Regions from separate parts of the Mus musculus genome. Here region 2 is linked to region 1. Evidence: chromatin loops called from intact Hi-C (ENCODE). Cell type or tissue: left cerebral cortex. All regions are shown on one strand. Links, peaks and the distances in the headings refer to the core of each region. The heading gives the core; the rest is flanking DNA.

Region 1 (8,357 bases), core at 241-8,240:
TCTGTGGATGGAACTCTTTAACTTCTGAGCAATCTTTTTGGCTATGATCCCACGTGAATTGTTTCCTTTTATAATTTATTTTTTGATGATTTTCATAGGTGTATATAGTGTCTTTGTTGTATTCATTTCTCATTATTCTGACTCATTCCCCCCCCCAACTCCATCTGACCCTTTTCTTCTCCCAACCAGTCCCCCTACTTCAATATCTTATTTTTTTCATGCTGAGTTTAATTTGTTGCTTTCACATGTATGAAATGGAGTTGACTGCTTGCATATGGAATGGAGGCTATGTACTAGATTATGGGCAACTTACCAGTGACCACAGCACCAAAGAAAAAGAAATGACTCTTCCTCCTTAGCAACTACTCATAGCCAGTAGATCCTTTGCTAGAGATGAGGTCTCATGAGTCCCTTCCTGGATCCATGATGGAATGTTGACTGCCTCAGTCTGGTACAGGTCTTGTGCACATAACCACAGCTGCTGTGAGTTCATTAATGAGTTTGCCACATGCCACACCAAAATGCAACAGCTCACACACTCCTCCCAGTTCTTTCTCTTACATTCTCTCCACCTTTTTTTTTTTTTTCTGTAATGTTCCCTCATCCATTTTATTCTTATCTGGCCAACAATCTTTCATGTTTGGCAAACCTATGAGCTATTTCTGAGGGGAGTAAGAAACCTATTTTGCCTACAATGATTTCTGTGCCTACCATGTGCATGAAACATGACGGCTGTTCAATAACTTGGTGTTAAATGAATGCGCACAAATTACAAAATTGATTGGCATCAAAGGATTATTTTTTGTCAATAATTATAAAAATCCATTGCATTTGGCTCAAGTTCAGAGATGCCTTGTATACACGCAGCGGTCTCGTGGGAGCTCATATTATCTGCTCAGACAGGTTCTGGGAGGGCTTGCTCGGAGAGAAATGCTCTGAGCCTGAGGTAGCACTGAGACCACACACTCACTCTGCTCTCTGTACCTCTCTGTACCTATTCTTACTCCTTTCCTGTGGCTGAGTCTAAAATGATTTGCACAGGAAACTGAATTCCTGTCCTTCCCAGGAACACCAAGACTGCCTTCACTGTCATCGCTGAACCCTGTTATTGCTCGCTAGCCAATCCCATTCTCTAGGAGTTGGGTTGCCTAAGTGTTGGAACTTGACCCTGGCTGATGAGGTGACAAGTCCGGTTGTAATAGAATATGTGAGTGTGGGCAGAAAACTCACACAGAGGGAAGTGTGGCTTTTTGTAGGGGAAGGGTCATATAGAATCCACTTTTAAAAGAGGAGCTTTTAAAATAATTAAGCAAAAGAAAGTGTCATGCAAGGAGAGAGCATGACCAAGGGATGATAGGCATGTAAAGGACACATAGGCACATGGGAAAGAGCTAGGAACCCTGAAGTAGAGCGTCAAGGACAGAGAGGTCAGAGTCTTCATTCTCAGGGGTATGGTGCTATTTGGAAAAGCCAGGGGCTGACAGACACCCTGCCCTTGCTCTCCTTCCTCACTCCTGCTAGCCACACCAAACTGGCAGTAAGGAGAATACCCAGCCCACACTACAGAAACCAGTCTTCAGACCAGGGAAGAAGGAGCTATGACAGGAAGGAGATGGAGGTGGCCAGCTAGAGACATAGCCAGGCAGAGGTCAGGACAGGAAGCCAAGACAAAGGACAGTTCAGTTACCAGATGGAACTCATTCCAGAACGTGGGTCTGCTGTTAGACAGGCCTCCTTGGAAAGCACTGAAAAGGGTGTTTCAGGGAAAATCAGTTTCATCTGTATGCATGTTAATGGCTGCTCTTTGAGCTGATTACCGTAGATGTAACTGAGTAGTCTCAAGAAATAGAGAGTAGCCAAGTGTTAAATAGGTTCTCAGAGGGCACTTTATCTTAAACGTTGTGCTTAGAGCACCCGGGGATGCTGCCACTGGGTCATTTGATCAAAAGCTCAAATAAAAAAAGAGAGTGGATTGTGCCCATGCCGTGGGCACAGATCAGACCCATGCCAAGGCTCCCTAGACTTCAGCTCTCCACAGTGGTACCAAGCCCCTCCCCCATATCCTCAAGCATATGACTGTTTTATTAGGCAGTGAGTGCAGCCGACAGTCTACTGAATGCATGACAGTTATCATCCTGAATCTCCTTGAGGGACTCTGAGCTCAGGACAGTATGAGAAGCCACAGCCAGCTAGTGGGGGGGAGTGATGCTAGCAAGGGGCTGTGCTTTTATGTCCTGGCTCTTCTTCTGATGATGCCAGACTTCACAGTGTTTCTGCAAAGTGGGCTTCTCTCCTCTCTCTCTCTCTCTCTCTCTCTCTCTCTCTCTCTCTCTCTCTCTCTCTCTCTCTCCCTCTCTCCCTCTCTCCCCTCTCTCCCCCTCTCCCCCTCTCTCCCTCTCTCCCTCTCTCCCTCTCCCCTCTCTCCCTCTCTCCCTCTCTCCCTCTCTCCCTCTCTCCCTCTCTCCCTCTCTCCCTCCCCCTCTCCCCCTTTCTGTTGCACATGTAAGCATGTGCATGTGGAAGTCAGAGGTCAATCCGAGCTATTTCTCAAGTACCATTCACCTTGCTGTTATGAGACAGGATCTCTTGTTGTTTGGCTTGGAGCTCACCAAGTAGGCTAGGTTGGATATGCCTATTTCCTTTTCTCCAGTTCTAGGATAACAGGCACATGCCATCATGCCTGATATTTTCGTATGACATTCCTGGTATGGAATTTGGATTCTCAGGCTTGCAAAGCAGGTACTTCACCAACTGTGCCATCTCCTGAGCCACGTTCTTCATTAGTCACGTAAGGTCTGGCTCTGTATCTCAGGCTCAGCTTGAATTCTGGGCTCTCCCTCCTTAGCAGCGGCATTTCAGTGTGAGCAATTGTCAGAGCTGCTTCTGTTTGTCTAGGTGAGCTGCAGATCAGGGTTGAAGCTACTAATTCTGGGCTCCTGCTCCACCCACTGCTGCAGCTAGATGGCGCTGCATCCATAGTTTTAGGCATGCGGTCATGGGTTTTTGGAGCATAGCTCACAAAACACACAGAAAGGAAGTTTCTTCCTGGGATTTCTTGGTGTGAAAAGCTACCTCCCAGGATTAAATTCGAGACTTATAGGAGCTGTGGGTGCATGGCACAATTTAAACATTCCTGTGTTTTCTTAATTCCCAGTAAGATGATTAGGCTGCAAGCAGAAATGTGATGAAATTCCACCAAAAAAAAAAAAAAAAAAAAAAAAGAGAGAGAGAGAGAGAGAGAGTGCAGATGTTGTGTCAGCAATCCCCCCTCCTCCTTTCTCCTGTCTTTCAATCCTGAAATGTAATCTTGCCACCTGGGCAAATGGAAATAGTATTTTATTTATTTTATTTATTTTAAAAACCTGGTGAGTAACATCTCCGGGACTATGCGGATGTCCAAATAGCTGAGAGGAAGTGAACAAGTCCAGATGCTTTATCTTCTTGGATACAGAGGTTTAACTCAGAAAGGGCACCCGTGGCCTGTGAAACAGTGCAGCGTATCTGTTAAAACGGTTTTACATATAGACGTGGGGCTGGGAAGATGGCTCAGTGGGGAAGGGGGCTTGCTGTCAAGCCAGAGGAACTGACGGATCTAAATCCAATCCCGAGACCCTACGTAGGTGCTGGAAAGAGAACTGATTTTCCCAAGCTATGTTTGACCCCCATCTGAGAGCCAAGCATGTGTGTGCCCCCCCTCCAATAACTAAATGAACGAACGTTCTTTTAGGAGAAGAACACACTGAATACATTGAGATATACAACTAATGTCTGCTAGCACACGTTTTAAAAATAAGATACACAGTTAAGATATACACGTTGTTTTTATATTTATGCTATAGATTTTGCAATTTTCAATGATAACCAGATAACACTGTGCTTAAAGGGTCAGACTATAATGAGAAAATTTGAGGAGGGAGGGGAGTAGAAAAGAATGAATATGAAACGCAAGAGAGCCTCCGAATGAATGACGCTTTGGAGCAGAGAAACGAGAAGGCCGATGGGTTTGGAATGTCCTGCACTTGAGATCTTGCAGTGTTAAACGAGACAGAAGGCAGCACCCACACAGGCGTTTGGTAACACGTAGGAGGCTAACGTCAAACTAACTTAAAGCCCAGTGCAGCAAGCCCGTGGCTGGTCGGCTGGGTGTTGTCTCAATTAAAAAGATTTCAAGTTCCATAAAAAGAGCCAAGGCAGGTTTTGGTGATGCCTATGCAGATAACATTTGGCGGAACTTTGGTGTGGGGAGAGATGTGGTCCCTCCACACAGCGGCGATGAAGGGAAGAGCAGAGACAATAGTATTTCCTCCTCAATGTTGTAGGTAGGTAGATTCTGCCGTGAATCTGACCTGTGGAAGAGAACCATCTTTTCTTTGGGGTGTCGATATGGCTTTGGAGTAGGAGCACTGTTCATCTGGAGTGGGAGCACTGTTCATCTTGCGGACAGTTTTCTTGTCTCACCTGACAGCCTAGCCTCTCATGGTAGCAGCTGAGTACCTAGAATGTAGGATCACTAACTTAAAAGGAGTTGCTAGTTATCCATGGACTCACTGTGAAAAGAGATTTTTCTAGGGCTGGCTAAGAGTGAGTACCACTGTTGCAAAGGACTAGGGTTCTGTTCCCAGCATCCATGTCAGGTGGCTCACAAATATCTGTAAGCCCAGCTGGAGGCAATCTGATGCCCTCTTCTGAATTCCATGAGTACCTATGCACACAGAGAAGGGAAGAGAGAGAGAGCAAGAGAGAGAGTGAGCGAGAGAGAATATGAATACACATGCACATAAAAACAAAACAAACCTTTTAAAATAGGAATTTTTTTCTTCAGAAAGAAGATAGAGCATCTTTTCTCTCCACCACATCCTCCTTTGTAGGGTTTCAATTTAGCGTTTTCACACTATCGATGACCAGATATTGACACATGCTCATCACTGGAATCGGAAGATCAGATGGGAGCCAACAGAGAATTACAGGGTCCTTTCAACTAATTACAAAACCATAGAGCTCTGCCCTCTGCTGGCTGTCTTTGGAATAGAAATGACAGTATGATCATAAAGGTGCATGAAGAGGAACCCTGTCTGTAGCCATCACTTTGTTCAAAGGCAGCTTTAGAAGGTTCAGGGGCTCACAGTGTTAAGGGGTACAGTCTGTTACAGAAGGACTGCATGGCAGCAGGAACATAGGGCAGGTGGTCACATTGTTTCCAGTCGGGAAATACAGCAGATGAGCACCCCTGCACTGCTTTCCTTCTCTCTGTAATTCGGTCCAGGACCTCAGTTCATGGCATGGTGCCACCCATATTTAACATGAGCCCTCTCATCTCGATTGATTGAATCAAATAATCCCTTCACAGACAGCATGGAGCTTGCATCTTCAGCTACTCTGGAGTGTCTCAAGCTGAGAATTAATATTGATCACCACACTTCTTTATGGCAGATATTAGCAACAGCACCATTTAAATGTTGTCTCCCCACGGCCACAGGGAAATCCACCTTTCAGTACTGGATCAGATGCATTTTTATGGAATTTACAATCATAACTTTACAAATCTAGTTTATCAAGCATTTATGAACCAGGTGCTGTTTGAGACTATCTGCTTCTACTGTAGAGCAATAACTATTTGAAGATCCCTGGATACCAATACCTTATTACTATATATTTATTTCCCCGTGCGTGCATGTGTGTGTGTGTGTACATGTTTATGTGTGCATATGTGTATGTGTGTGCATGTGTGTGTGTGTGTGTGTGTGTGCGTGTGTATTCTGTTTGTGTAGGCAGGGTCCATATAAACTAAGGCATGCATGTGGAGGTCAGAGGACAACCTGAACCCTCTAACTTGTCTGAGACAGGGTCTCTTTCTCCACTGCTGTCAGTGGCCGTCTAGGCCTGAAGGCTTCTAGAGACTCTCCTCTCCCTCTCTGCCTCTCATATCTATGCAGTCATGCTGGGATTACAGATATCCTCAACTCCACTTGGCTTTAAGTAGGTTCTAGGGATCCAAACTCAGGTCTATGTGCTTCTGCCACAAACAGTTCCCACAGAGCCACCTTCCAAACCCTTTCCCCATTTTAGATATTGAGATAATTAACCAAACCAATGTTGATAGAAGCATGAATGTGAAATTTAAAACAAGGTTTATGTGGGTGCTTATTAAAGACCTCCAGTTTTTCATTGCCAAACAACTGTGCCCATTTCTGCTTAATGTTTGCTACAGTTCCCGGGGCTGCAGATGGGTTTTAACGGCCTCCTGGGTGCTGTTTGGGGTCTCTCTCTTGAAGCTGTAGGTGCCCATGGGAATACTTGGAGGTGGTGGAGGCACCGTCGGCTGTTGCTTTGAAAGTGACTGCTGCTGGATTTTAAGTATTCTAATTAATTCCAGTTTTTAATCATGCAGGCTCTTCGGGGTTTCTAAAGGCAAGGGCACTGGTTTGGAAAAAGAAAAGCCAGTTGCCAGCTGCTCATGTCTGTGTGGATTTCCGTTTTCCTTCTCTGAGTCAAGTGCTCACGTTTGCAGGAAGTGCCAGGGAGGGATTTGGCTCCTGCCCCACAGAAGGAAGGGTTATCAAGTGTGTGCTAGAGTCTGAGGTCAGCTACCAAAGACTAACAGATTCGTGCAATCTAGAAGCAGGGTGTAGGTGTTTGGAGCAAAGGGCTCGGTGGCTAAGGGTCCTTGCTGCTTTTGCAGAGGATCAGGGTTCAGTTCTGAGAACCCACATTGGAGCAGCTCACAATCATTTCTAACTCCATTTGCAGAGGACCCAAATACCCTCTTCTGGACTCTGAGGGTGCATGTGTGTCCATTGTGCACATGCAGACAAGCAGGAACACACATGCACACAAAATGCAACAAACCATAATAATAATAATAATAATAATAATAATAATAATAATAATAATAAAGCAGGGTAATGTTGGGGCCTAAAATAGAATCAGTAAAGAGTCCCCTGTGTGCCTTGATACCTATGAAACTCCGGTTTCCTCATCCTTCCTATGTAGGATGAGTTTCAAACACGCATGCGTGAAGTCTCATAGCGGTCAGGTGACCTGACAAAGGCTGCTCCGTTGGCTAATATTCATCCCTAACTGAACAAGGTCTGTACTTCCCATGAACTTCTAGGCATACCTGTGAGGGAATTTCCTCACCCTCACATGCTAACTGATGTGAAGAGACCTACTCCTGCATGTGAGCAGCACCTTTGGGCAGCACCCAGTATACAATATCAGGGAAAAGGTTTGCTCTTTGCCTGCCTACCTTCGCATCTTGTTTGTAAATTCATCTGCCCCGCTTCCAAGTTCAGAGCCTTTGTAATCGCTGCTGTGGTTGCTGCTGCTCCACCCTTCACTGATGGCTCCTTTGGCCTCTAACCTGGACTGAAGACCAGCAGTTCTCCAGGGGTCCTCCAGTCGTTCAGTGCCTCTCAGTTTCATGGATTGAGAAACCTAGGTAGGTCCTAGGACTGGAGCCTGTCCTTGTTTATAAGCTCTGACATTTGTAAAATGTCAGCTTGCACTGTCGGCAATAGTTTTTCCAGCGAGCATTAGAAAGACAAATTAGACAACAAAGGCCCACCAGGGAATACTCAGCTTGCACAGCGCTTATGTTTGACCTGTGAGATATAGGCCCCAGTTTCTTTTCCCTGGGGAGCAAGTCTCCCTGTCTCCTGCTAGTTGTCCCCTAAGAACATCCCCACTCACTTGCTATTGACACAACTGGTCCTGGCCTCATCGCTATCCCGGTTGCTCCCTTTCATGTTCTTGGCTCTCTCAGTCCAGAGCCCCCCTTCCTTTCTCCAAATATCCCAGCCTCCTTTACTCCATGTGACCTCCGCTCTCTGTAGGACCCTGGGTCTATATGTACATGGCAGATTTTAATCTTTGACACAATATTAAAGATTATTAAAATGATAAAATGAATGCCAACCGCGGGCTCCAGGAAATTAAATTTTGAGGTGCGAGTGGCAGATTTCTCCAAAGAATAAATCTGTGATGGAGGATACTTTTGGTATCTTCTTTGGATGACTGGGTCTTGACATTTTACTTAATTAAAAATTATTTGTTGTGACTGTAACTTCCGTTTCAAATTAAACCATCAGACTTCCTAATTTTTCGGTCCGTTAGTTACGTTGAATCCCAGTTTTCGGCACTCATCTTTATGTACCTCCCTGGGATTTTGTTGGTAGGTCAGAGGGTGCACTTAGGTCAGTGCCTTCTGAGAAAATTAAGAGCTGAGTGGACAGTCCTGGGGTGGGGTACAAGTGTGTTAATTTCTTATTCAGGAATCCTTACCTGCATTCTAGAAACAACCCTTTACTCTGAAGAGTAGGAGAGTGAAGGAACCAGTATCCCCTCTGAGTTCCAACCCT
Region 2 (8,357 bases), core at 334-8,333, 100 kb after region 1:
GACCACTGGAGAAAATACTGAACAATCAAGGAGGTAAGAAGGTGAGCCAAGCCAGAGCTGAGCTTCTCCTCAGTGGTTTATCCCAAAACTCAGGACAGTGGGCTGCTGTGAGTGACAGGAGAGCAGTGTTTGGAAGCTAGAAGGCAAGTCCAAGCTCTGTGTCCCCATTCTTCCATCTTTAAAATCTTGGTAATCACCGTGCTTTCAAAGAGCGAATCCATCTCAGGTCTTGGACCAAAGCCCATCCCAGAAAAGACACCTTGTGTGGCTTGTCTCCTGAAAACTCTGTTGACTTGTGTCTAAGCAATGCAAAGATATAGTTTTGGAGCATGTAAGGTCTCATCATGATTGCCTGTGACAATGATCAGGAAGTGTGCTTAGCAAGAACAAATTCCAAAGCTGTGCACTAATCATTTTGTCACTGGGATTTTGATGAAGTCTCCAAAGGTCAAGATACCATGGAAATGATAAGACTGTATTTGAAGACAGCAGCTGTAGCACATATGTAAATGTGGTGAATTTTCTTTGGCTTTCCAACACATTGGTGGGCTGCTACTTTCCCCCTAGTCTTCTGAAACACTTCTTTTAGATATGGGGGCTTTAAAACACCATTTCTGAATGCAAGGAACATCCAAAGTCACTCTTCTTGTCACTCTCCCCTTCCTTCTTCTCTCCCTACCTCTTCCTTCCCTCCCCCTCTCCTTTCCCTTTCCCTCCCTTATCTCCTTCCCTCTCCCTTTCCTCCCTCTCTTTCCTTCCTTCCCCCAACCCACATCTCTCCTATCTTCCCCTTCATCTTTCCTCTCACTTCCAGAGTCTCCCAGACCAATCTCTTGTCTTTGCCCAGAGTCACTGACCTACATCAGCACTAAATTTTGGGGCTAAAGAGGCTCTCCTAAGGAGCCAATTGTTTTCTGTTCCTTGACTTGTTTTTGACAGGTGGGTAGTTGTAGGAAAGAAAATATCGGGAGTAGAGTTTAAATCTCTGCCCTGCCAAGTCCTGGGAGTGACAATGTGAATAGTTCGGGCAGATCTTTATCTTATAAATCTGCAAAAGAAGGATAAATACTGTTTCTCCACAGCATTGTGTGATGGTTGCAAAGAGGTAACCCAAGTAGCATCTAGAACAATCATCTGTGTTCTGGTTAATTTGTTAGGTTTTTGAGAATTTCTTACATAAGTAGTGTATTTACATCATTTCCATACTCCTTCTTCCACTTCCTCTAACCCCAGTGACATACTTCCTCCTGCCAGGCTGTATCTCCCAAATTTCCTGAAACAGTATCAGCAACTGAGGACCAAGTGTTCAGATCTCCAAACCAAAGCACACCATTTCATATTTAAACCACCACACTGGTCAACCAGTCTAACAGAGTCTGTGAGTCCTACGTTCAGTGACGCCGCCGAGATCCTGTTTCAAAAATTAAGGCTGAGAGCAACTGAGGAAATGACTCATGTTGACCTTTGGCCTCTACATGCACACAACATGCATGTACAACTGAACGTGTACACAAAGAGACACAAAGTAGGAACATGCATAGCAAAAGAAAGCATACGCATACAAACTCAATTCTGTGAGTGAATGTATATGTGCATGTCCCTTGTGTGTGTGTACACATGCGTGTATGTGCCTGTGTATGATTATTTTCTTGCTTCAAATGTCCTTTAAAAAATAATAGAATCAGTTAATCTCTAAAATTCTCTTTCTGGAATGCTGATCTATTTGCTTATTAAACACTGAGACCAAACATTTACAAGTCCAGGTAAGAGACTCAAGATAGCAGAGACGGGAAGTGCTTGACATCAGAGAGCAAGCCCTCTCTTACAGAGATAAGGCTTTCTGTATGCCTTCTGATAAGCCAAGGAAGGCTACCACCCAGGCTTCAGGTCTTGGAGAGCACTCCAGGGGTTCCTGCTCTCTGAAGAGCTTGAGAGTTATTGGAATTCACAGTGGTGGGCCAGTGGTGTGTTTGGGTTTGGCAAAGTTAACCACAGTTAACTTTAAGTTAATTTGGAAAAAGAAGGTGGCTAGTTATGCAGTGGATCTTTCTGCCCATAGAATAACTAAGTGGGAGCTGACTGTATGGGGACAAAGACTCTCCGAACCTACCAGATGCAGTGCAGTGATGCATCCCACCAGGGTAAACTGCATACAACACATAGATCACCATCTTACCAATGACTGCGGGGATGGGGTGGCATTCTCCATCTTAGACCTCTGCCCACCTAGCAGCAATGCATTGAGTAAGGCAAAGGTATGGTAAGCACTTGTCATGCACGATGTTGTTGGCTCTTCCCTATGTTTTAAAATAGCAATCCTGTGTTTAACCTCATAGATGGCTACTGTTTCTCTCAGGTGTTGCTGCCTGTCTTCCAGTCCCAAAGCAAAGTGAAATCACAGGGCCCCTTGTTCAGTTAAGGAGACAAGAATGACAGGAGAAGAGCCTGGGAGACGGGTCATCAGGTAAAAGCCCTTGCCGAGCCTGATGAATCTGATCCTGGGACCCACACAGTGGGAGGAGGGAACTGGCATCCTCAAGTTGTCTTCCGACCTCTACGTGTACACACAATATGAACAAATAAATGTGATATAAGAATGATGTTAAAAGAGAGCACATTAACACACACACAAGCCCTTGCAGGGAACAGGGCTCTACAGGGCTATGAAGATTGCATATCCATGAGGCTGGCCCAGTCCTCTCTTTCAGCCTTCTCTTTAACTTCCCCGTGTGCTGGGTTTTGCCTCTGAGCAGTTCAACAAATCGTCCTGAACGATGCACACATACATCACCCTTCCTCATGTTCCGTCTTGTTGAGAACCACAGACAGTTTTATTAACATGAAGGAAAGGCAGAGTAATGAATGTATGTGTCAGTGTTTCCTGGCTCACATTTTCCATTGGAGAAGAATACTTGGGGTGCTTGCCTCGTTCTAGGTACCCCACTAAAGGCAGGTGCTCTGAAGGAGGGAGGTCATTAGGGCAACCCAGAAAGCCTGGGATTTTTTAATCTGTAAGCCCACTTGAGATATACCAATAAATCAGCCTCCTGGAAAATCAGCAGTCTAGAAAAAATGTGAAGGCTCTTCCATTTATCTCTTGTTTTATCTGACTTATGGTTTGCTTTGTTATTCTATTTTTTGAGACATTTATGCATAAGTGTTTGTTATCTACTGTTTAATGTCATAATCTGCCTAAGCTATCATTTTTTTGAGTAACATTTTTTGTATGTATATGTGAGAGAGAGTTCACACTCGCACTTGTGTGAGTATATGCATGCCCATATATATATGCATATATATATGCAGAGGCCAGAGAAGGAAGCTGGGAGCTCTCCTGTACCTCTTTCTGCTTTCATCTCGTGACATGGGGCAGCCAGCAAGCCCCAGCTACCCTCCTACTGAGATTAGAGGTGTACAGAACCACACACGGCTTTTTATGTGTCTTCTAAGGATTTGAACCCAGGTCCTATTGCTTGCCTAGCAAATGGTCTGACCCATCCAAGCGATCTCCTAGACTCTTCTTCACTTGTAATATTTTAAATTCTAATCAGGCTTATAAACACTGTGCGCTGATGATTATCTATTTGGATTCACGGAGAATTTATTTGAAGCTGGATCTAGCTGAGAGGTCACCAAGAAAGAAAGAACTTGAATAACTGTCTTTCACTCGGGAAAATATCTAGTGTGGGTTCTGGCTAATGAATGAGGGTGGAAAAGTGCTATGCATCTCAGGGGCTCTTTGAAAGTGAAAATTACTTGATTTAGCTTTTCAGGAAAACCAAATTATGCATATGTCCCTCCTGTAAGGCTGTACAAAATCAATGTTTGTAGAGAGCAGAACAGGGGCCGTAATAAGTCACCCCTTTCAGAAAGTACTCCCCTACCTGCAGGGATTCCCGCCCCCTTCGTTTTGGCTTTTTTTAGATGAATGAAGAATTTTCTCCACAAATTATTAATTATTCCATCTTGGCTATAGAACTCCGTTCCTTGTAGTTCAGTAGGAGTCAGTGCTATTCAAACTGCCGCTTTTGATGAAGTAATCGTCCGCTTCTGGGGCCTCTTTTCAGCTGCCCTGGGCGTGCGTCCCATGTAAACGACTGCCAAATAGATTCTTTCGACATTCCAGCCAATTAAAATACATTTAAAGTGCAGCTGGTGGAAAGGCAAGCCGGGCGATCCCGATCACGAGGAGAACTTCGGGGCAGTGAGATAGAAAAACAAACTTTGGGGCTCCCACGAGGCAGCGGAGAAGTCAGAAAAGGGAGCTAGCTACCTCTCACGCTACCCTCCAACCAGAGATGACACCTGGATCCCCACCTTAAAAGACACCAAGGAGGGAAGCCTGCTTGGGAGGGTGTGAGTTTTTCCTCTCTCTTGTTGCCTGTGGAAGCTGAGTGTTGGCTCGGTGCCCGGTGTGGTACTGCATTCAAACGCCCGCAGAACACAGGCGTGTTTGTTAAGCAAGCCAGTGATCAAAAACTCCTACAGGAAGATCCGAGAACCCCCCAGGAGCCCTCCTGGGTAGCACTAGGACTTTGGATGGAATGAGACAGAACCCCGGAGCAGGCTAACGGTGGCGGAGCAACCAGCTGGCCTGTCTGCTATGCCTTTTAGGTAAGGATAGAACTTTTCTTTGCTTCGCTTTTTGTCCCACTGCGTGTGGACTTTGATGTGGAGAATTAAGGTTACTGTGCTCAGCAGGAGCAGTGCAGTGGTCTGGACTTCTGATTTGCAGGTCTGCGTGATTTTTCTGGAGGACTCCGAGGAGGAGCCACTCAGTGTAAATACATCCAGGCATCGCTCAGCACGTGCAGGCTGCGTTGGCACTCACCATGGTGCCTTTGCGCGTGTGGCTCCCTGCTATTTTCTTCCGGTGCTTGCTTTGCGAGAATCCAGGTGTGTGGGGTTTCACAGTGAATTGCTTCCTCCTCGGAACCTGTAATTGCTGTCTAATGCCTGTTTGAGTTTTAGTTCCCATTTCTTGTCGCTGTTGTCTCCTTCCTGTGGTACCAGCGCCACACCTGTACAATCGAGCAAAGTTTACTTGGTTCTCTCTCTCTCTCTCTCTCTCTCTCTCTCTCTCTCTCTCTCTCTCTCTCTCTCTCTCTCTCTCTCTCTCTCTCCCCCTCCCTCCCTCCCTCCCTCCCTCCCTCCCTCCCTCCCTCCCTCCCTCCCTCCCTCCCTCGCTAATATCCAAACAAACCTAAGCATTTTGCTTTCCTAAAGAAAAGCCAAAATGTTTGGAAATGTCTTGGTAAATCTTGATTCTTTTTTCTGCTTCTGGAGTTGTTCCTTCACGGGCTTTCAGTTCAAGCTTTTCTTGGGCTTCAAGGAAACAGGTACAGCCCTGATATCTTGGCGCTGCTGTTCAGTCAGCTCCCAGCTCAGGGGTCCCAAGCTCCTGCCCAGTTCATACAGCTGAGAACACCAAGCAGATGTATAATTGAGCACTGGGCATCAATTCCTACCCACCAGTTGCCAGATGAAAGATGTTCAAGGATCTTGACTGTTTCCTATCTCTGGTTGTCATGGTTGGCTCATTCTGGCTTTGACTTTGTTCGCCGTGAACAAAGAATCTCGCACGTTTCACGGTGAGGGATTGTGTTGCAGAGACCTGAGCGCTGCTAAATGTGCTTTATTAATCTCTAACGTGCCAGTAGCTCAGAGCCCATGCCAAGTAGAGACTTTCCAAATTTTTTGGAGCTACCTGCTGCCAAGATAAACAGCGGTTGGCCCCAGGAGGGGTATTTTAAGGGATCTTGCAACAGCAAAGTTTTACCCATTAAGAGTGGCGAAAGTCAATGAAGGAAATACTGAATAGAAGAAGTTTCAGGGAAAAACCTGACTCAGCTCTCTACCCATTGAATGGACCCAGTGGAGAGAGTCCATCCTCTCATGAACAAAGGACTCTGGGTTTCCTGTGGGCAGGCAGTGACTTTGCTATATGTACACATAGAGCTCTGTTTATGATAGAGGTGAATGGAGACATTCGTGAACACAGATACTTTCCCTGCCTGTGGCAGTGCCAGAACTTGGAGGGAAAACACGGCTTCGTGTGACCTGTGCCTGTCCCATACAATGATTCCACCCTCCACCCCCAACAAACACACACAGAAGTCCATATGGACCCAAATGCAACTTTGTGTTGAATCATGGGAAGAAAGACCTTGGGCAATAGAATGGTAAGGTAATCTACGGCTCAGTTGGCAGGTCCCTGAGAGTGAATGGCTTCTCCAGACTCTGAGTTACTCACCAGAGCAGAATGAGGGGTACCATGCTGGTTCCTGGAAGGTGGGGAGAAAGCCATATATTCCTGGGAGACTCTGACTTTAGACATATATTCCATATGCAGGTACATCTTTTTTTTAAAAAAATAATACTTGTATTATTTATTGAGTACCCCATACAGGCATAGAGTGAACCCCTGCTCCCTCTCTTAGGATCCTTTCAGATTCACCCTTATGCCCTGTCTCTCCTCCCAAAAACACATATCTTTTTTTTTTTTTTTTTGACACGGTTTCTCTGTTATCCGGGAACTCACTCTATAGACAAGGCTGGCCTTGGACTTAGAGATCTGCCTGCCTCTGCTCCCTCTGCCCCCGAGTGCTTGGATTAAAGGTGTGCACCACCACTACCCGGCTCACACCCACTTTAGAAAAAGAGATTCTATTTATTTTTATGTATATAACCCTGTTTTGTCTGCATGTAGTATGTGCACCACATATATGCCAGGGCCAACAGAGGTCAGAAGAAGGCTTCAGATCCCCTGGAACTGGAGTTGGATCGTTGTGGGTGCTGGGAATAGAATCTGGGCCATCTACAAAAGTGAGTTCTTAGCTACTAGTGTTCTAAGTCACTGGGCCACTGCTCTAGCCCCCAGCTCTTTTTCTTTTTTAAAAAGTGAGCTAGCAGATTCAGTTTGAATTACCCATAGACTCATGCAAGTGGGGATGTCCACTGGTGCACACCGGCTTACCAGGGGCCACACTTTCAACAGCAACATCACACATTCACACATACACACATAGGCACATGCACACACATATACACACATGCACATACACACACACACACACAGAGAGAGAGAGAGAGAGAGAGAGAGAGAGAGAGAGACATGCCAAGTCTTCCCCCTCTCCCAAAAGCCATTATCTGCCACTCAAGTCCTTCATCCCTCCATGCTGGAGTCTTGGTTACCTTGATCTTGTACAGCTCTTGTGCAGGTAAACAAGGTGGTTTTAAATTGATGAGTACAGCAGTTCTGTCATGCCCAGAAGACAACTCCGGTCTGGCCCTTCCCAACCTTTGGCTTTGACAGTCTTTTTAATCCTTCTTCTTAGATGGTCCATGAGCCTTTGAGTAGAGAGTGATATATAGACGTCCTATTTATGGATGAGCATTCTACAGATACATATTCTCTATGGGCAGGGACTTCTGCCAGCATTGTTATGTGAGAGCCATGGCTGGGAGCTGGAAGGAGCTCCAACCACCTTTCTGAAGAAGGGACCAAGACACGAAGGTTTTACTAATATCCTTGAACAGTGGCGAGGAGGATAAAGAGAAAGATAGAGCTTTGATCAGGCAGGTGGTTTGATTGCCTTTAAGCAAAGTCCAGCCTCCTTCTCTCAGCTTAGCACAGGAATTGACAAGCTACAAATCAGGCGAAAACCTGCCCACTGTGTTTTTGTGTGGATAAAGTTTTATTGGAAGACAGCCACACCTGTTTGTTGACTTATTGTCTGTGGCTGCCTCTGAGCTGTTCCAGCAGAGTTGAGTCACTGTGGTCACACAGATCTGAGAATACTACTTGCAGGGAAAGTCAGAGAGGCTAGGCATAGAGAATCATGCTTCTTGAGCTACCTGTAGGCTAGAATACGTCTTGTTTTGAATTTCCATTCTGTGATGTGTAGGGGTGGGTCATTTTTTATACAATGTGATTCAAATATTGCTTCAATATTGTGGTTCTGTAAAATCAATGAGTTTGCTCTCTCTTCCTCTCTTCCTCCATCTCTTCCTCTTCCTCTTCCTCTTCCTCTTTCTCTCCGTGTGTCCATGTATGTGTGAGTGTACGAGTGCATGCATGTACAGTGCACATGCGAGGGGATCCAGGTACTGAATGTTGAATGTTGTTCCTCAGACATCTTCTACCTTTTCAATTTTGAGACAGAGTCTCTCACTGGCCTGGAACTTGGTCATTACAGAAAACTTCCAGGGATCTGCCTACCTCTGTCCCCTGTCTTATTGTTACTAATGTTTCCGATGTTTTTCCTGTCATAGCACCTGGCATTTTACACAGTGCTGTGGTTTGAAAATGAAATCTTCCCTATAGACTCACTAGTTTGAATCCTTGGTCTCAGCTG

What was found. Peaks named below come from ENCODE experiments on the same cell type or tissue, not always from the same donor. Only the 100,000 strongest peaks of a DNase experiment are listed, where the experiment ranks them.
Region 2: a loop joins it to region 1, with 2.2 times the contacts of the local background. A loop is called at or near these places in 8 of 42 quality-filtered maps.

The regions. Positions count from the first base shown.
Region 1 is chr1:126,926,528-126,934,884 of GRCm38, reverse strand. No RefSeq gene overlaps it. Among named protein-coding and RNA genes, the nearest start is that of Gm41945, 94 kb to the left of the region's middle. In left cerebral cortex, for the core only: CTCF peaks have their summits at 2,942 and 5,027 (motif pointing left); DNase peaks (open chromatin) are centred at 2,956, 3,434, 4,111 and 5,013.
Region 2 is chr1:126,826,574-126,834,930 of GRCm38, reverse strand. It overlaps Nckap5 (NCK-associated protein 5), which reads left to right and starts at 4,299. Exons shown (of 17, transcript NM_001081756.1): 1 at 4,299-4,614. In left cerebral cortex, for the core only: no CTCF peak of the experiment used is centred there; DNase peaks (open chromatin) are centred at 4,144, 4,394 and 4,802; H3K4me3 peaks cover 1,070 bases.